Linked DNA regions of Homo sapiens: region 1 is linked to region 2. The links are chromatin loops, found by intact Hi-C in ENCODE. Cell type or tissue: HCT116. All regions are shown on one strand. Each heading gives the region's core, and the rest is flanking DNA. Links, peaks and the distances in the headings are about the cores only.

The links. Hi-C counts contacts between places; a loop is a spot of excess contacts. Peaks named below come from ENCODE experiments on the same cell type or tissue, not always from the same donor. Only the 100,000 strongest peaks of a DNase experiment are listed, where the experiment ranks them.
Region 1: a loop joins it to region 2, with 3 times the contacts of the local background. A loop is called at or near these places in 2 of 110 quality-filtered maps.

Annotation. Positions count from the first base shown.
Region 1 is chr16:35,593,750-35,604,585 of GRCh38, reverse strand. No RefSeq gene overlaps it. Among named protein-coding and RNA genes, the nearest start is that of LINC02167, 150 kb to the left of the region's middle. In HCT116, for the core only: no CTCF peak of the experiment used is centred there; a DNase peak (open chromatin) is centred at 5,425; H3K4me3 peaks cover 1,317 bases; H3K27ac peaks cover 927 bases.
Region 2 is chr16:35,673,087-35,683,922 of GRCh38, reverse strand. No RefSeq gene overlaps it. Among named protein-coding and RNA genes, the nearest start is that of LINC02167, 68 kb to the left of the region's middle. In HCT116, for the core only: a CTCF peak has its summit at 6,327; no DNase peak of the experiment used is centred there.

The DNA of each region.
Region 1 (10,836 bases), core at 1,565-9,564, 79 kb after region 2:
AAATGGTTATCTTGTGTTCACTCCAGGGGTATACTTGTATATTTAGAGGTTTTTGCAGCCAATCTTATATATGGATAAACTTATGTTTTGATAGATGAAAGATAAAAGAACAATTTGGATGAGAAATTTTAATGGGATATTTGTTGCTTCATAATATAAGAAACAGAACATTGGTTCATTGTTCTTAAACGACCTTATAAGCTAAAGAGAATTTTTTAAACTGCATTGTCAGGAGGCCTTGACTTTTCTGAATGGGCACTATTTGTTAGGTTTCTTTTCCCGTGGTTTAGAGTAAATTAGACAATAATTAGAAATTTATCTACCATAATAGTCTCTATAGCAGATTTTGCAGTAAAGGGTATGGATACAAAATAGAATTTAAATTTTCTTATTAAAGTTATGCGAAAAAATCAAATTTCTCTAGGTTATTATTTATAATAATAATAATGGTTATTATTTATAATAATAATGGTTATTATTATGAGACCAAGTTCTGCTGTTGTTGCCCAGGCTGGAGTGCAATGGCATGGTCTTGACTCACTGCAACCTCCGCCTCCTGGGTTCAAGCAATTCTCCTGCCTCAGCCTCCCAAGTAGCTGGGGTTACAGGCACCAGCCACAATGTCTGGTCTGGCTAATTTTTGTATTTTTAGTAGAGACAGGGTTTCACCATGTTGGCCAGGCTGGTCTTGAACTCCTGAACTCAGGTGATCTGCCCGCCTTGGCCTTCCAAAGTGCTGGGATTACAGGTGTGAGACATCATGCTTGGCCTCTCTAGATTATTTATTGGATAAACAGAAGTATCTGTTTAGTTGCTAACACTTGTAATACATCAGATATTAATGCTATTTAGTCATAGGAGATTAATGAACAGACTGCTTGATTGAAATGAGTAAATCATTTATCTGGATAATTATTTTGATCTACTTTATTTTATGTGGTTTTGTTCATGGGGACCCTGGTTAAAAAGCATACTACAGCCAGGCTCGGTGGCTCACGTCTGTAATCCCAGCACTTCGGGAGGCTGAGGTGGGTGGATCACTTGAGGTCAGGAGTTCGACGAGACCAGCCTGGCCAACATGGTGAAATGCTGTCTGTACTAAAAATACAAAAAAAAAAATTAACCAGGCCTGGTGGTGTGCACCTGTAATCTCAGCTACTGGGAAGGCTGAGGCAGGAGAATTGCTTGAACCCAGGGGGCAGAGTTTGCAGTGGGTCAAGATTGCACCACTGCACTCCAGCCTGGGCAATGGAGCATAACTCTGTCAAAAAAAAAAAAAAAACAGAAAAAGAAAAAGCATACTCCAAACTCTATTGATATTAACTTCCTGATAGTGAAAATAATGGTCTTCCTGGTGCAATATATTATCTCAAAAGTTATAAATGTGTGCATACATACAGCAGTCTCTAGAATGCCAAATTGTTCTTAACTGAAATGACAAAAACTCAAAACAAAGGCCAGGTTCAGTTGCTCACACCTGTAATCCCAGCACTTTAGGAGGCCGAGAAGGGCAGATCACCTGAGATCGGGAGTTCAAGACCAGCCTGAACAACATGGAGAAACCCCATCTCTATTAAAAATACAAAATTATTCAGGCATGGTGGTGCCTGCCTATAATCCCAGCTACTCAGGAGGCTGATGCAGTAAAACAGCTTGAACCCACGAGGAGGAGTTTACAATGAGCTGAGATGGTGCCATTGCACTCCAGCCTGGGCAACAAGAGCAAAACTCCATCTCAAAAAACAAACAAACAACAAAAAACCCTCAAAGACTATATGAACACTATAACCTATAAATGGCATGATAAGTATAGAAACCCAAAATAATAACTGTGATTGGCAGTAGTGATTTGAGTTTTGGTCACACTCTCATCTAAGTGAGAACTTAACCGAAAGTATTTTTTTTTTTTTTGAGAAGGAGTCTTGCTCTATCACCCTGGCTGGAGTGCAGTGGCACGATCTCTGCACACTGTAACCTCTGCCCCCCAGGTTCAAGCAATTTTCCTGCCTCAGCCTCCCCAGCAGTTGGGATTACAGGCATGCACCACCACACAAGGCTAATTTTTCTATTTTTACTAGAGATGAGATTTCACCACATTGGCCAGGCTAGTCTTGAACTCCTGAACTCAAGTGATCTGCCCACCTTGGCCTCCCAAAGTGCTGGGATTATAGGCATAAGCCACTGCACCTGCAGTAAAATAATGTTTAAATAAAATTATTGGAGTCTATTGTTTTGGACTGAACTTGTACACTAGGAACAGTGTACAACAGATGAGACAAAACAAAACAAAAATGGAATCACTCATGCTAAATGTGACATAATCAAACTGAGAATTTGAGAAAATAGGTAGATTCTAAAAACAACCTGGTTTTGTTTTTCTTTTGTAAACAGCAGATTTTAACATAAAAAGATCTTTTTTACTCTAATTTTTATTAAAAAATAACAACCTGAAGTTCTTGTTCCTATTTTACCAAATCCAAAGTTCTATTTCCCAGTGGAATTTGAGATGAAATAAGTACATTTATCATGGTGATACTGTGATACCAATATCTAAAATTTTGGCATATCTCAAACTTGGATACTTTAGGATGATCAAAATAGGGAAACTGTTAAATTAAGTTTAGCCTAAAGCTACCTCATTTTATGTTTAATTTCTGTCAATAGGGTTTTTTGTACATGGTAATCTAAAACCTAACTGGACGTGTAAACAGTCTATAAATGTTCTTGTGCTAATCATTAAATTTTTGCCAATCAAATGGGGTCAACTCTTCAAACTATATTCAAATTTTAAAAATCTGAGCTGTCATCAATCTGGCTGTTTCTGTGCCTCACTCCCAGTTTCTGTATGTCACCTTGCTTTTTCTGTCCATACATCTTCCAACATGTGGCCATGCTGGAGTCTCTTTGAGTCTACTCGTGATTCACAAGCTGCTCAATTGGCAGATTATTCTTTGCTCAATTAAACTCTGCTAAATTTGGTTTCTTTAGCTTTTTTTTTAGTTTTGTTTTTGTGTTTCCAAAATGCTTCTGCAAATTTTTTGGAGACAGAGTTTCACTCTATCACCCAGGCTAAAGCACAATAATATGACTGATCCCAGCCCACTGCAGCCTCATCCTCCAAAACTCAAGCAATCTTTCAGCCTCAGGCACTTGAGAACCTGGGATTACAGGTATGTGCCACCATGCCCAGCTGATTTGTTGTTGTTGTTGTTGTTGTTGTTTTGTGGAACAGGGTCTCACCATGTTGCACAGGTTAGTCTTGAACTCCTCATATCAAGTGATTCCCTTGTCTCAGACTCCCAATGTGCCATGATTACAGGTGTGAGATGCCTTGTGCTTGTGCAATTATTATTTTTTTTTGAGACAGAGTCTTGCTCTGTCTCCCAGGCTGGAGTGCAATGGTGCAATATCAGCTCACTGCAACCTCTGCCTCCTGTGTTCCAGCCATTCTCCCACCTCAGCCTCCTGAGTAGCTGGAATCACAAGCACATGCCACCACAACTGGTTAATTTTTTGTATTTTTAGTAGAGATGGGGTTTCATCATGTTTCTGCCAGGCTGGTCTCAAACTCCTGACCTCAAATGATCTGCCCGCCTTGGCCTCCCAGAGTGCTGGGATTATAAGTGTGAGCCACCGCACCTGGCCCTCTTCTGCAATTTTTAAGGGGAAATACTTTCTTTTTTTTTTTTTTTTTTTTTTTGAGACGGAGTCTTGCTCTGTCACCCAGGCTGGAGTGCCCACTTCTGCAATTTTCAAGGGGAAATACTTTCTCAATGTTTTTTTTTTTATTTTTTTTTTATGGAGTCTTGCTCTGTCACCCAGGCTGGAGTGCAGTGGCAAAATCTCGGCTCACTGCAACCTCCGTGTAAAAAGTAAAGTAGAGTTTCCTCTTCAAAGACTTTCCTCCCCGTCTAGTTAGGAATAAATAGTAACTTCTCTTAGAAGCAAAATTTATTCAAATACCAGTGCTAACATTTTTAAATATCTGCTAGCCATAATAAAGAAATCAATGTACTTTATGTTCTTAACTCCCAGAATTTAGCCTAAATATTTGCCCTGGCATGCTTATACTGGTCCAAGCAAGCACCAGGTCATAGCCTGTTCCTCTTCCTTATTTAAAAGTGTGTTTACCTTTCTTGGCATCCCACAAGTTACTTCTCCTTCCTTTGTCCTCCTCTGCCTTTGCCTCTTTTAAAAAGTTCTAAGTTGCTAGCCAATTGGGACAAATGCAGAATGTGAGTTTCCATTCCAGCCAATGGAAACTGGACACAGCAGTAGGGTGGACGCATCAGGTTATACATGACCCGGTCTCCTTTGTTCAGTGTGCTCTCATGGCAAAACTGCTAGTCAGTGTACCCTTTCTGCAGGAGGTAAAAATGGCCTTACTAAATAAATTAAATTTATGTTCAAGTGCTATTTCTTTATGGCACTGGGGAACAAGCATTTCAAACAATTTGGTGGCAATCCATATGTCAATACATTCTCCTCCAGGGGAAGTCTCCAGTTCTCTCTCATGACGGAGCACGCTTCCCTACCTCATCGCAGGAGTCCTCGTGGTTGAGAAATTGAGACCCACCCAGTGTGATGAATAAACCTGGACTCTCAGCAATGCAGAAAAAAAGAAAGAAAGAAAGAAACTGGCCAGCAACCTAGCTCAAAGGATCCTCACATACTGTGGGATGACTCTGTGCACAGACCAAGGAAGAAGAAGCCGTGGGAGCCAGTAAAGTATTTCCTTGGTGGTTGGGACTAAGGGAAAAGCCACAGGACAGTAAAGCATTCCTTGGTTAGGACATACCAAGGAGAGAAAAACCACAGGGACAGTAAAGTATCCCTTAGTTGGGATGTCTTGAAGGTTAAAAATAGGTAAGAAACCCCATAAGGGGGGTTGAACCTCAGAAAGGGTGAGAAATCCCCATGAGTGGGGGATTGAACCTCAAAAGGAGGTGAGAAATTCCCAGGGGGGAGTTGAACCTCAGAAAGAGGTGAGAAATCCCCATGCAGGGGTTGGACTTCCAGAAGAGGTGAGAAATCCCCATGGGGGCTGTTGAACCCCAGAAAGAGATGAGAAATCCCCATGAGGGGGGTTGAACCTCAGAAAGAGGTGAGAAATCCCCATGGTGGGGGCTTGAACCTCGCACAAACCTCCAGTAGTAAGATATTCAGAACCGCTTTTCCTTTCTTCTTGGGGAAAGAAAGAGTAGCTCCACTCCTGCCTGTCCCTCCCCTAAGGAAGGAGAAGGAAGGGAAAAACAGCAGCATAGGTGGCTGGCAGAGATAAAGGAAAGACCAGCAGGAAAGAAAAAGAAACTAGGAGACGAAGTCAGAGAGAAAGAAAGCAAAAACAGCAAGCACAGAGCCAAACAGCCAGACAGGCACACCAAGGGTTAAGTCCCTCTTCCCAGCCTGGCTCTATGTGAGAAAGAGGGTGGGGCTGGCACCAGGAGAGAGAGAGAGGAAGTGAAAAGGCATAATTCTTGCAATTTGCAGCAGGCATCTGCCAAGCCTCTAGGCGAGTGACTGCCCAGGGCCCAGAACGCAGCCGCACAAATCCCACCCAGCCCGAGAAACTAAGTGTAAGAAGAAAGGAAAAAAAGTAAAAAGGGGAATTGAAAAGAAAAACAAAAGGAGAAAGAGAAGGCAGCAGGTATACGGGGGCGGGGCCGTGTTGTGGCCCAGCCCCACTTGTGGCAGGAGCAGGAGAACTTGGGAGAAGAAAGGGAAACAGGACGACAAAGAGAGAGGAAAATAGAGTGCAAATGAGAGAGAGAGAAATAGAGGGAAAGAAAAAGAGAGAAACTGGAAGAGACAGAAATCAAAGGAAGACACAGAGGGTGAAACCAGGAAAAGAAATAGTGTAAAAGGAAGGCAGATAGTTAAGACATGTTGAAGATTCTCTATGAAAGTCATAAGAAAAGCTATAAAAGGGAATTTATACAAGAAATATTGTATAATTTAAAATTAATTAGGCCTCCTGAATGTAAAATTATTTTAAAAATAGTTTATGTACAAGGTATGTAAGAAAAATATACTCTTAATAACAGGATTATAAGGAGGAATAAAAATACCAATTTTTACCTACACTGAAGATTTAAAAAATTTGTTTTATAAGTTTAAGCAAGTTTTAAAATGTTAATTGTAAAAGAAATTCTGTGTGTAAACATATTGGCTAAAGTTAAAAAGGGTATCATTCAGTTTTTCTGTGAACTGAACATTAAAATTAAAGCACAATGTATTTTTCTTGAAGCATTAGCCTGCTCTTTACCAAAAATTATAGAAAGTTAAAAAGAGTCTATAAAAGTCTTACCTTATAGTCAGACATTAAAATTGGATAAATAACATCTGCAAGATTTTATTATAATTAAGTTTAACATTAATAGCACATTAATATAAAGATAAAATTTAACTTATCTAGTATAAAATCATACAAACAACATTGTCAAATATAAAATGGTGTTTAGCTTTCTTAAGGCCCAAAGGCAGCCAGGTAAGTCACAAGGCCCCTCATCCTTAAGTTTACAGTTTGCAGGGTCGGTGAAGGCCACAAGAAGGCCAAGACATTAAGAGGGGGCAGAGTTGCAGCATCCCCTGGCTGGCGCTAAGCAGGAATGGAGCAGGAGTCGTTACCATGAGGCCTCAAGCCCCAGGATATGCAGCAGAAATTATATACTTAATTTATCTTCACTTTCCCTTCCCTCGAAACTAAAAGTCTTTTAGCACAGGTACCACACCTAGAATTTCCAGTACACCAGCACCAGCCTGAAAATGACGTCTTCATCAAAAGATAGAAAGAAAAAACTCAAGCCAGCCTCGGAAGAACCCTATTTTATGCTGTTAACCACTAATACTGCTGTCTGCACAGCCCAGAAAAAAGAAAATAGATCCACCATACTCAAGTCAGGAAAACATCTTCCTCTCAGAATCATGGGTTACTGTACTAAGATCAAGCCCTACTAAGTGAATGTTAAAGAAAGATTAACTTTCATATACCTTCTATATTGCTTCCTTTCCTTTCCTTATTCTGTTGTTATCTCCTTTGTTATTAATGTAACTAAGTCTGACTCACCTCAGACTATTGCCTTTAATACTTGCTCTGTCATACCTTGGGGAAATGTAAATGATCAAAAATGGCTACGCTTTTCACACAAATATTTATGTCCCAGCCCTCTAATTGACACAGTTACCCCTAGCACACATTCGTTATAATGACCTGCAGCCAAGAGGTCGATTTTCGGCTCCTACCACCTGGCAACCTTGTAGTAAACGGGACTACATCCTTCAAACTACCCAGGAGCAAAATTGGACGTCCACTAAAAGGTTTGTGCAGATCTAAAACCCCTCATCTGTTTCACTAAAAGGAGTACCCCTTCTAACTGTCAGCCTTATCAATATAACCCTGTCCTCTTTATCAGCACCTCCACCTTAACTAACTCTAGACCTGCCTTTAGTTGATTCTATGGTATAAGGATTGACATAAATAAAAAATACCCCCCAGGTATTTTTAAAATATGCATTATTCCCCCATCTTCCCCTTCTTCAGTAGCCTCAGATCTAGATCCCACACTGGTTGCTCCTACATCTAATAAAACTAGGGTGTATATTATAAAAATAAGAGATCTAAAATAGACCTTAGCCATCAAGACAAAATATCAAGATACAAATAAATGCCTGGCTGAAATGGACTAAATCCATTCACACTTTAAATAAAAGCGATTACTATGCTTGTATGCACGGTAGGCAAGCAGCCCAGATTATCCCCTTTCCACTCGGATAATCTCCTCGTCAACCAGATATGGACTCTATGGGACTCTATGGTGGCTCTTTTTCAAAATCCCACTGCTTGAGATAATCCAACATACTGAGCTCTCTCTGCTATTTCCTGAAATACAACACCCTGTGTGTCAGCCGCCTAGGTCAGTCCAGCTTGCACTTCTAAATGCCAAGTTTACTTCATGCCTCTCACAGCAGGAGGAAAATTTAGTGTTCCTTGGAAGCATTAAAGGATGCAAGGAGCTCAAGCCTTCCCAAGATCTTGCCCATCAGTCCATGCTTAGCCATCCCCAAACAAATGTATGGTGGTACTGTACAAGACCTTTACTGTATATTCTGCCAAATAATTGGAGCAGTACTTGTGCTCTAATCCAATTGGCTATCCCCTTTACCCTAGCATTTCATCAATCTAAAAAGGTAAAAACAAAACACTTGCAGGCCAACAAAAACTCCTTATGAATCCTTTAATCCTCAGGTTTACATAAATGCTATTAAGGTCCTGTGAGAAATGCCAGATAAGATTAAAGCACAAAATCAAATAGATTTGATTTTGCAGAATTCAAAACCACATTATTTGGGTAAGTAACTATAAAAAAAAGTAGGCTAAATAAACTCTATCTCTTACCATTAACAACAATTCATAAATTACACTGAGGATGCCATCAAAGAGATAGCTAAGCAATTAGAATCTACTGGCCAGAAGGCCTAGAAAAATAAAATAGCTTTCAATATACTATTAGCAGAAAAGGGAGATATTTGTGTCATAATTGAAACTCAATATTGGAACCTCTGCCGAAAGAATTGATTCCTCAGCAGTGTCATGAAAGCAAACCAGTTAATGTTGATGAAGCTACAAAATTAATGGCTCAGTTGTAACACAGTAGTAATGTGTCTAATTCCCCACAAATACCAATAAATTAAATGTTTTATACAAAACTCAATATTGTACCTATGTTCCTGATAATACTGACCCTGATAGAACTATAACAAAAGAGCTACAAAGGTTAACAGCCCTATCCGATAAACTTGCCAAAAATTCTAAAATAAATAACCCCTTTTCTAAAATATTAAAACATTAGTTCAGTGAATAAAAAGGAATTTTACCTTCAATTCTCACCTTGTTCACTATTGTTATTGGTGTACTTATTCTTGTAGACTGTTATGTTATTCCCTACCTTCAAAGTTTTATATAAAAACTTGTCTCTGCCACTCTTACAGAGTTAACTCCTAACTCTCCACCACCTAGTTCAAAAAAAATTACTTATCTTAGAAGGACAAAAAAAGTAATTAAGTCAAAACATATTAAACAAGTTTGAAGATGAATTATGAAATAAAAAGAGAAGGAATATTGTAAAAAGTAAAGTAGAGTTTCCTCTTTAAAGACTTTCCTCCCCATCTAGTTAGGAATAAATAGTAACTTCTCTTAGAAGCAAAATTTATTCAAAGACCAGTGCTAACATTCTTAAATATCTGCTAGCCATAATAAAGAAATCAATGTACTTTATGTTCTTAGCTCCCACATTTTAGCCTGAATATCTGCCCTGGCATGCTTATACTGGTCCAAGCAAGCATTAGGTCATAGCCTGTTCCTCTTCCTTATTTAAAAGTGTTTTTACCTTTCTCAGCATTCCACAACTTACTTCTCCTTCCTTTGTTCTCCTCTGCCTTTGCCTCTTTTAAAAAGTTCTAAGTTGCTAGCCAATCGGGACAAATACAGAATGTGAGTTTCCATTCCAGCCAATGGAAACTGGACACTGCAGTAGGGTGGATGCGTCAGGTTATAAATGACCCTGTCTCCTTTGTTAAGTGTACTCTCGTGGTAAAACTGCTGACAAGTGTACCCTTTCTGCAGGAAGTAAAAATGACCTTACTAAATAAATTAAATTTATGTTCAAGTGCTATTTCTTTATGGCACTGGGGAACAAGAATTTCAAACACTCTTTCTTCCAGGTTCAAGTGATTCTCATGCCTCATCCTCCTCAGTAGCTGGGATTACAGGCTCGTGCCACCATGCTCAGCTAATTTTTGTTTTTCTAGTAAAGACAGAGTTTCACCATGTTGGTCAGGCTGGTCTTGAACTCCTGATATCTTGATCTGCCCACCTCAGCCTCCCAAAGTGCTGGGATTACAGGCATGAGCCACCACATCCAGTTCAATGTTAAACAGTACTATATGGGCCCATATCTAGAAGGAATCTAGCTTGTATTGTAGAAGTGTCACTCTTCACGACTAAAAAGGTCTAGGCCAGCTAATTGAGTGGTGTGATCATGAAGGTACATGAGCTATAAAGTAAGACAGAGATGATACTGAGTCTTAGCTTCACCAATTAGCAGTTGTGGGTCTTTGGACAAGTTCTTTGACTTGGAAGAATTCTATAAAGGCAAAAGACAAAGTGATAATGGTTGCAAAAATGGAAGCAATTTCTGACATTTATTTTGTATTCATGTCCATTTCCAGGTGCTTTTACAGCTGTTCCCATCAAGATCCAGAATCTGTTTACAAAACCTTAAATTTGGCTGACCTTATTTTCACAGGCCATTAGAAGCCTGTGAACATGATAAGAGTGCTAGTTTCAGGCCTAGGTTCAAAAGGTCTTGAATGCTTCTTTTTTTTTTTTTTTTTTTTTTTTTTTTAAGAACGCTACCATCTCCATGAGAGAAAGTCCATGTTAGCCAGCTGGGGGATAACATCACATAAGGAGGATAAACATAGTTCCAATCTAGATAGCCCCAGAAGCAAAAGCTCACCCTCAGAATCACAGCTGCCTAGTCAACAAGCAGTTGACCACACATGCCTGAAGCAGCTCAGCTTAGACTAGAAGAATGACCCCACTGAGCCCAGCCTAAATTGCTGACCGTCTCAATCATGAGATAATACATTTTGGATTTTTTTTAAATCAAGCAATAGCTAACTAGTACATGCACCCAGAGCAGACAGAGTGCCAGGATTTAATGACAGGTTGATTACTAGTTACCTGCAAACAGTGGCCACACTATAGATACTGATTTCCTTTTCTCCTTATTTAAAGTTGAATGTCATTTAAGATAATGTAGAAATGTATGTAGA
Region 2 (10,836 bases), core at 1,714-9,713:
TTTTTATATTTTTAGTAAAGATGAGGTTTTACTGTGTTAGCCAGGATGGTCTTGATCTTCTGACCTCGTGATCTGCCTGCCTCAGCCTCCCAAAGTGCTGGGATTACAGATGTGAGCCACCACGCCTGGCCAACCCCAGGGACTCTAATGGGAGAGACTCCTGGCCAACCCCAGGCCTTCTTATAATACAGACACCTGGGTGACCTTAGGCATTCTAGTAGGAGAGACTCCCTGCTTACCACAGGCCGTCTAATGATTGAGACACCTGGGCAACACCAGGCATTCTAATGGAAGAGACGTTTGGCCGACTCCAAGCATTCTAATAATAGAGACACCTGAACAACCCCTGGGATTTTAAAGGTTGAGACACCTGGACAACCCCAGGCATCCTAATGGCATAAAATTAGTTAATGGCATAAAATTTTGATTTTAATGAGAGTTTCCTGGCCATCACCAGGCAGTCTAATTATAGGAACACTTGAGCTACCCCAGGCATTCTAATGGGAGAGACTACCGACCAAACCCAGGCATTCTAACGATAGAGATACCTGGGCGACCTCAGGCATTTTTAATGGCAGAGACTCCTGACTGTCCCCAGCTGTCTAGAAAGGTCTCAGAAATGTCCCTTCAAAAATAATACAAACAGAGTGTTTCCAACCTGTTGAATAAAAACATATGTTTCATTCAGTGAGATGAACCCACACATCACAAAGCATTTACAGATATAGCTTTCTAGTTTTTATTGTGGGAAGCTCGATTTTTCACTATAGGCCTCAATGGGCTCAGAAATGTTCCTTGATAGATTCTACAAAATGAGTGTTTCCTACCTGTGGAATCAAAACAGAGGTTTAATTCTTTGAGATTAATCCACAGATTACAAAGCACTTTCACAGATAGGTTGTTTCTAACTTTTATCGTGGGATATTCCATTTTTCACTACAAGCTTGAGTAGTCTCAGAAATGTCCCTTCTTAGATTCTACAAAAAGAATGTTTCTAAAGTAATGAACCAACATACAGGTTCCATTCAGTGAGATAAATCCACACATCACTAAGCATTTTCACAAAAAGCTTGTTGCTAGTTTTTATCTTGAGATATTCCATTTTTCACTATAGGCATTAATGGGCTTGAAAAATGTCCCTTTGTAGATTCTACAAAAAGAGTGTTTCCAACCTGCTGAAACAAAACATAACTGATAGAAGAATTCACGCATTGCAAAATATTTTCACTGATGCTTGTTCCTAGTTTTTCTAAGGGGATATTCAGTTTTTCAGTATTGACCCCAATGGACTCAGAAATGTTCCTTCCTAGATTCTACAAAAAGAGGGTTTTCAACCTGCTGAATCAAAACAAAGGTTTAAGCCTGTGAGATGAATCCACACATTGCAAAGCATTTTCACAGATAGCTTGTTTCTAGTTTTTATCTTGGGATATGCAATTTTTCACTATATGACCCAGTAGGCTAAGAAATGTCTTTGTAGATTCTACAAAAAGAGAGTTTCCAACCTGCTGAATCAAAGCAAAGGTGTAATTCTGTGAGAGGAATCCACATATCACTAAGCATTTTCACATATAGCTTGTTTCTAATTTATATCATGAGACATTCGTTTTTTCACTATAGGCCTCAAAAAGCTCAGCAATGTTTCTTCATAGATTCTACAAAAAAGTGTTTTCAAGATGGTGAATCAAAACACAGGTTCCATTTGGTGAGATGCATCCACACAGCACATAACATTTTCACAGACAGATTGTTTTTAGTTTTTATTGTGAGACACTTGTTTTTATCATAGGCCTCAATGTGCTCAGGAAAGTTTCTCCATAGATTCTACAAAAAGAGTGTTTCCATCCTTTTAAATCAAAACAAAAATTTAACTCTGTAATATGAATCCATCAATTCCAAAGCATATTCACAGATAGCTTGTTTACAGTTTTAATAGTGGGATATTCTGTTTTTCACTATTTGCATCAGGCATATCAGAAGTGTCCCTTCATAGAGAGTACAAAAAGTGTGTTTCTGACATGGTGAATCAACATAAAGGTTCCATTTGGTGAGATTAATCCACACATCACAAATAATTTTTACTTATAGCTTGTTTCTAGTTTTTATCGTGGGACATTTAGTTTTTCATGAAAGGCCTCAATTTGCTCTAAAATATTCCTTTGTTGATTGTTCAAAAAGTGTTTCCAACCTGTTGAATCAAAACAAATATTTTATTCTTTGTGGTAAATCCACACATCACAAATCATTTTTGCCAATAGTTTTTTTGTAGTTTTTATTCTGGGAAATTCAGTTATTTCCTGTTGACCTCAAATTGCTCAGAAATGTCCCTTCATAGATTCCACAAAATGAGTGTTTACAACCTGTGGATTAAAAAAGGGTTTATTTCTGTGAGATACATTTACACATTGCAAAGTATTTTCCCAGATAGCTTGTTTCTAGTTTTTATCACAGGAAATTCAGTTTTTCATTATAGGCTTCAATGAGCTAAGAAACGTTTCTTCGTAGATTCTACAAAAAGAGTGTTTCCAACCTGGTAAATCAAAAAACAGGTTTCATTCAGTGAGATTAATCCACATATCACAACGCATTTTCACAGATAGCTTCTTTTTACTTTTTATCAGGAGATATTCAGTTTTTTTATCATAGGCCTCAAAGGGCCCAGAAATGTTTATTAGTAAGTTCTACAAATAAAGTGTTTCTAACTCTTTGAATCAATACAAAGTTTAACTCTGTGAGATGAATCCAAACATTCCAAAGCATTCTCACAGATTACTTCTTTCTAGTTTTTGTAGCAAAAATTAGATTCTTCACTATAGGCCTCAGTGGGCTCAGAAATGTCCCTTTGCAGATTGTACAATAAAGTGTTTCCATCCTGGTGAATCAAAACGCAGGCTTCATTCCGTTAGATAAACCCACACATCACAAAGCTTTTACAGATAGCTTGTTTCTAGTTTCTATCATTGGATATTCATTTTTTTGCTATAGGTCTCAATGGGCTCAGAAATTTTTTTGTAGATAGTACAAAAAGGTGTTTCCAACCAGTTGAATTAAAACACAGGTTTAAATCTCTGAGATGAATCCACACATCCAAAAGCATTTTCACAGATAGCTTGTTTCAAGCCTTTATCAGAGAATATTTGGTTTTTCACAATGGGCCTCAAAGGGATCTGAAATATCCTTTGGTAGATTCTACAAAAAGAGTGTTTTAACCTGGTGTATTGACATACAGGTTTCATTCAGTGAGATGAATCCACATATCACAAGGTATTTTCAGAGATAGCTTGTTTCTAGTTTTCATCATGGGATGTTCGATTTTTCACTACAGTTTTCATTTATTTTGTGGGATAGTCAGCTATTCAGTATAGGCTTCAATGTGCTCAGAAATATTTCTTCATAGATTCTACAAAAAAGAGTGTTTCCAAGCTGTGTAATAAAAACAAAATTTTAACTCTGTGAGATGAATCTATACATCTAAAAGAACCCATAACTCACAAAGCAGTTTCACAAAGAGCTTGCTTTTAATTTTTAATCACATGATATTCAGTTTCTTACTGCAGGCTTTGAAGGGCTCAGAAATATACCTTTGTAGATTTTATAAAAAACGTGTTTCCAACCTGGTGAATCAAAACACCGGTAACATTTGATGAGATGAATACACTCATTATAAGGTATTTTCACAGACAGCTTTTTTTCTAGTTTTTATTACAAAATATTTGCTTCTTCAACATGGCTCCAGTAAGTTCAGAAATGTCACTTTCTCGAATTCTACAATAAGGGGGTTTCCAACCTGGTGAATCAAAACAGAGGATCTATTTAATTAGATGAATCCACACATCACAAAGCATTTTGACAGATAGCATGTTTCTAGTTTTGATCGTAGGATATTCAGTTTTTCACTATAGTCCTCAACAGGCTAAAAAATGTCTCTTTGTAGATTCTACAAAAAGAGTGTTTCCAATTTGTACAATGCAAACAAAAGTTCAACTCTTTGAGATGGGTCTGCCCATTGCAAAGCATTTTCCTAGATTGCTTGTTTCTAGTTTTAATCCTGGGAAATTTGTTTTTTTAGGATGGGCCCCAAAGGGGGTCAGAAATGTCCCTTCATAAATTTTACAAAAAGAGTGTTTCCAGCCTGTTAAATCAAAACAAAGCATTAACTCTTTGAGATGAATACACACATCACAAAGCATTTTAACAAATAGCTAGTTTCTAGTTTATATAGTGAAAATTTCAGTTCTTCACAACTGGCCTCTATGGAGTAAGAAATGCCCCAATATAAATCCTACAAAAAGAGTGTTTCCACCCTGTTAAATCAAAATAAAGGTAAAACACTTTGAGATAAATCCACACATAACAAAGAATTTACACAGATATCTCATTTCTAGTTTTTATCACAGGAAATTTAATTTTTCACTATGGGCCTGAATGGAACCAGAAATGTCCCTTTGTAGATTCTACAAAAAAAGGGTATCCAAGCTGTGGAATCAAAATAAATGTTTAAATCTGCAAGGTGAGTCCACAAATCACAAAGCATTTTTACATATAGTTTGTTTCTAGTTTTTATCATGGATATTTGGCTTTACATGATGCACCTCAATGGGCTCTCAAATGTTTCTTCATAGATTCTATAAAAAGAGTGTTTCCAAATCAGTGAATCAAAACACAGGTTCCATTCGGCTACATGAATCCATACACCACAAAGCATTTTCATAGGTAGCTTGTTTCTAGTTATTATCGAGGGATATTCCATTTTTTACAATGGTCTTCAAAGGGTTCTGAAATATCCCTTTGTTGATTCTACAAGAAGAGTGTTTCCAACCTGGTAAATTGACACACAGTTTCCATTTGGTGAGATGAATCCACACATCACAAGTATTTTCAGAGACAGCTTGTTTCTAGTTTTGATAGTGGGATATTTGATTTTTCACCATATTTTCTACCTTTTTTCATGGGATATTCAGTTGTTTTTTTTTTAGTATAGACCTAAGTGGGCTCAAAACTGTCCCTTTGTAGATTCTACAAGTAGGGTTTCCAACCTAGTGAATAAGAACACAGCTTCTATTTGGTGAAATGAATCCACCTGTCACAAAGAATTTTCACAGACATCTTGTTTTGACTTTTTATCGCATAATATTCAGTTTCTCACTATAGGCCTGAATGGGCTCAAAAATATCCCTTCATAGATTCTTCAAAGAGAGTGTTTACAACCTGTTGAATCAAAACAAAGGTGGAAGTCATTGTGATGAAACCGCACATCTCAAAGCATTTTTAATAATAGCTAGTTATTAGTTTCAATTTTGAAAATTTCCAGTTTTCACTACAGGCATCAATGGGCTCAGAAATGTTTATTTTTGGATTCTACAAATAAAAACAAAATGTTTCCAACCTGGTGAACCAAAATAAAAGCTTAACTCTGTGAGATAAAGCCACACAGCATGAAGCATTTTTGCAGAGAGCTTGTTTCTAATTTTTGTGGTGGGATATTTGATTTTTTACCATAGGCCTTAATGGGCTCAGAAATGTACCTTTATATATTCTACAAAAGAAGTGTTTCCAACCTGGTTAATCAAAATACAGATTCCATTCAGTGAGATGAATCCACACATAACAAAGTATTTTCACAGACAGCTTGTTTCTACTTTTTATCGCAGGACATTCAGTTTTTCACTGGAGGCCTCAATGGGCTCAGAAATGTCCCTTCATAGATTCTACAAAAAAGGTGTTTCTAACCTACTGAATCAGAACAAAGGTGTAATTCCTTGAGAAGAAACAAATCACGATGGATTTTCACAAATAGCTCTTTTCTAGTTTTTATCATGGGAAATTTGTGTTTTCAGCATAGGCCTCAACAGGTCAGAAATATCTTTTCATAGATTCCACAAGAAAAGTGTTTCCACCCTGTGAATCAAAACAAAGGTTTAACTATGAGAGATGAAACCACATATCACAAAGCATTTTCACAGATAGCTTGTTTCTAGGTTTTATAACAAGATATTCACTTTTTCACCATGGTTTTATTGTGTCCAGAAATGTCACTTTGTGGATTCTACAAAAAGTGTTTCCAACCTGGTGAATAAAAACATACGTTCTATTAAGTGAGAGGAATCCAAAAATCACAAAGCATTTTCACACATAGCTTTTTTCTAGTATTTATCATGAGATATTTGGTTTTTTTCAGTATAGGCCTCAATGGGTCAAAAATATGCCTTTGTAGATTCTACAATAAAAGTGTTTCCAAAGTGTTCAATCAAAACAAAGGCTTACCTCTGTTATATGAATCCACAAATTGCAAAGCATTGTCATAGCTTGTTTGTAGTTTTTATTGCAGGATATTCAGTTTTCCACTAGAGGCCTCAATGGTCTCAGAAATGTCTTCTGGTAAATTCTATAAAAAGAGTGTTACCAGACTGTTGAAAAAAACCAAAGGTTTACTGCTTTGACATGAATCCACACATTGCAAAGCATTTTCACAGACAGCTTGTTTCTAATTTTTATCACGGGAAATTCGGTTTTTCACTATAGGCCTAATGGGCTTCAAAATGTCCATTTGTTTATTGTATAAGAAGAGTGTCTGCAGCCTGTTGAATCAAAAAAAAAAGGTTTGAATTTGTGAGATGATTCCACACATTGCAAAGCATTTTCACAAATAGGTTGTTACTAGTTTTTATAGTGAGAAATTTGTTTTTTCATTATACTTCTCGATGGGCTAAGAAATGTCTCTTGGTAGATCTAACAAAGACAGAGTTTCCAACCTGTTAAATTAAAACAAGTTTTAAGTCTGTGAGATGAATCTACACATTGCAAAGCATTTCACAGATAGCTTATTTCTAGTTTTTATTGTGGAAAATTCAGGTTTTCACTGTAGTTATCAATGGGCCACAAAATGTTCCTTCGTAGATACTACAAAAAAAGTGTGCTTACAACCTGTTGTATCAAAACAAAGGTTTAACTCTGAGATGAATCCACACAATGCAAAGCATTTTCACAGAGAGTTTGTTTTTAGTTTTTATTGGGGGAAATTCTGTTTTTTACTATAGGACTCAATGAACTCACAAATGTTCCTTTGTAGATTCTACAAAAAGAGTGTTTCCAACCTGTTAAATTAAAACAAAGGTTTAAGTCTGTGAGAAGAATCCACACATCACAAAAGCATTTTCTCAGATAGCTTGTACTTTTCATTGATGGATAGTCCGTTTTTCACTATAGGCCTCAATGGGCTCCGAAATATTCATTCATGGATTCTACAAAAAGAGTATTTCTAACCTATTGAATCTAAACAAAGGTTTACATCTGTGAGATGAATTCACACATCCCACAGCATTTTCACAGATAGCTTGTTTCTAGTTTATATAGTAGAAAATTTGTTTTTTCTCTATAGTCCTCTATGGGTTCAGAAGTGTTTCTTTGTACATTCTACAAAAAGAGTGTTTCCAACCTGGTAAATCAAAACACAGGTTCCATTCGGTGAGATAAATGCACACATCACAAAGCATTGCACAGAAAGGTTGTTTTTAGTTTTTGTCTTGAGATTTTCGAGTTTCCACTATAAGCCTTGGTTTGCTCAGAAATGTCCCTTTGTGGATTCTACAAAACGTGTGTTTCCAAATAGGGAATCAAAACACAGTTTGCATTCTGTGAGTTGAATCCACATATCACAAAGCATTTTCACAGATTTCATGTTTTTAATTTTTCTCACAGGATATTCAATTTTTCACTACAGGCCTCAATGGGACCAGAAATGTCCATTCGTAGATTCTACAAAATGAGTGTTTCCAATCTGTTGAATGAAAACAAAGGTTTTTCTTTGTGAGATAAATCCACACATCCCAAAGCATTTTCACAGATAGCTGGTCTGTAGTTTTTATTACAGGAGATTTGGTTTTTCACTGTAGGCATCAGTGGGCTCAGAAATGTCCATCTGTAGATTCTACAAAAAGAGTGTTTCCAACCTGTTGAATCAAAATAAACTTTTAACTCCATGAGATAAATCCACACATCACAAAGCATTTTTAGAGATAGCTTGTTTTTAGTTTTTCTCATGGGATATTCAGTTTTATATTATAGGCCTCAATGGGCTCTGAAATGTCCCTCCATAGATTCTACAAAAAGAGAATTCCCAACCTGTTGAATCAAAAAAAGGTTTAACTCTGTGAGGCGAATTCACACATCACAAAGCACTTTCACAGATTTTTTTTTCTAGTTTTTATCATGGAATATTGTTTTTCACTACAAGCCTCAATGGGCTTAGAAATGTTCCTTCATAGATTCTATATAAGTGTTATTAACATGGTGAATCAATGTACAGGTTTTATTCAGTGAGATGAATCCACACATCACAAAGAATTTTTACAGGTAGCTTATTTCAAGTTTTTTATCGCATGATATTTGGTTTTTCACTGTAAGCCTCAATTGGCTCAGAAATGAGTTTTTGTAGCTTCTATAAAAAGAGTGTTTACAACCTATTGAATCAAAACAAAAGTTTAACTCTGTGGGATGAACCCACATATCACAAAGCTTTTTCACAGGTAGATTCAACCTAGTTCATGTTACGGGATATTTGATTTTTCACTATGGGTCTATATATGCTCAGAAATTTTTCTTTATAGATTCTACCAAAATACTTTTTCAAACCCAGTAAATAAAAACTCAGGTTCCATTCAATGAGATGAATGAACAAATAACAAATCATTTTCACAGATAGCTTGCTTTTATTTTGTCTCACAGGATATTCACTTTTTGCTACAGGCCTCAATGGTCTCAGAAATATCCCTTTGTAGATTCTACGAAAATAGTTTTTCCAACCTGGCAAACAAAAACAGAAGTTTAACTATTTGGGATGCATCCACACATACGAAAGCATTCTCACAAATAGCTTATTTCTAGTTTTTATCATGCAAAATTCTGTTTTTCACTGTAGGCCTCAATGGGCTTGATATGTCCCTTCATAGATTCTACAAAAAGAGTGTTTCCAACCTGGTCAATCAAAACACAGGTTTCATTTGGTAAGATGAATTCACACATTAGGAAGCTTTTTCACAGATAGCTTGTCTCTACTTTTTATCGTGAGACATTCCCATTTTACTATAGCCTTCGAGGGGCTCAGCAATGATCCTTTGTAGATTCTACAAAAACATGGTTTACAATTTTTTTAATCAAAAGAAATATTTAACTCTGTTATATGAATCCATACATTGAAAGCATTTTCACAGGTAACTTGTTTCCAGTTATTATCAAGGGAAATTCAATTTTCAAATATAGGCCTCATGGGCTCAAAAATGTCCCTTCATAGATTTTACAAAAAAAGAATGTTCACAACCTGTCACATCGAAACGAAGGTATAACTCTATGAGATGTATTCACATATTGCAGAGCAATTTCACAGATTGTTTGTTTCTAGTTTTTGAGGAGACATATTCCATTTTTCAATATAGGTTTCAATGGGCTCAGAAATGTCCCTTTGTAGGTTCTACTAAACTAGTGGTTTTTAATCCATTCAATCAAAATAAAGGTTTAATTCTGTAAGATGAGTCCACACATCTCAACACGTTTTTATGGATACCTTGTTTGTAGTTTTTAAGGTGTGATATTCAGTTTTTCACTATTGCTCTTACTGGGCTCAAAAATGTCCCTTTGTAGATTCTACAGAAACAGTATTTTCAACCTGTTGAATCAAAGCAAAGGTTTAACTCTGTGAGATGAATCCACACATCTTAAAGCATTTTGGCAAATAACTTGTTTCTACTTTTTATTGTAGAAAATTTGGTTTTTCCCTTATCCCAAGATGGCTCAGAAATGTCCCTTTGCAGACTTTACAATAAGATTTTTTCCAACCTGTTGAATGGAAACACAGATTTCTTTCAGTGAGATTAATCCACACATCACAAACCATTTTCACAGATAGCTGGTGTTTCTGGTTTTTATCATGGAAATTTCAGTTTTTCACTGTTGGCCTCGATGGACTCAGAAATGTCTGCTTGCTGATAGTATAAAACGAGTGTTTTTAACCTGTCAAATCAAAACAGAAGTTTAACTCTGTAAGATGAATTTACACATCACAAAGCATTTTCACGAATAGCTTGTTTTTAGTTGTTATCATGGGATATTTTGTTATTCAGTACACCTTAATAATCTCAGAAATGTCTTTTGTAGATTTTACAGAAGAGTGTTGCCAAACCTGTTAAATAAAAACAAAAGTTAAACTCAGTGATATGAATCCACATATCACAAAGAATTTTCACAAATAACTTGTTTCTAGTTTCTATTGCAGGATATCTTGTTTTTCACTGTAGACCTCAATTGTCTCAGAAATGTCCCTTCATAGATTCAACAACAAGAATGTTTCCAACCTGTTGAATGAAAAAAAAGTTAAACTCTGTGAGATAAATCTACACATCATAAAGCATTTTCACAAATAGTTTCTTTCTAGTTTTTATTGCTGGATATTTGGCTTTTCACTACAGGCCTCAAGGGGCTCTGAAATGTGCCTTCGTAGATTTTACAAAAATCGTATTTCCAGCCTGGTGAATGAAAACATTTCCAGCCTGGTGAATGTTAAACTGTGAGATAAATGCACACACCACGAAGCATTTATACAGGTATCTTATTTCTAGTTTTTATGCGTTTTATTCTGTTTTTCACTATAGGCCTCAATGGGCTAAGAAATATCCCTTTGTAGTTCTAGATCCCTGAGGAATCACCACACTAATTTCCACAATTGTTGAACTAGTTTACTGTCCCACCAAGAGTGTAAAATTTTCCTATTTCTCCACATCCTCTCCAGCACCTGTTGTTTCCTGACTTTTTAATGATCACCATTCTAACTGGTGTGAGATGGTA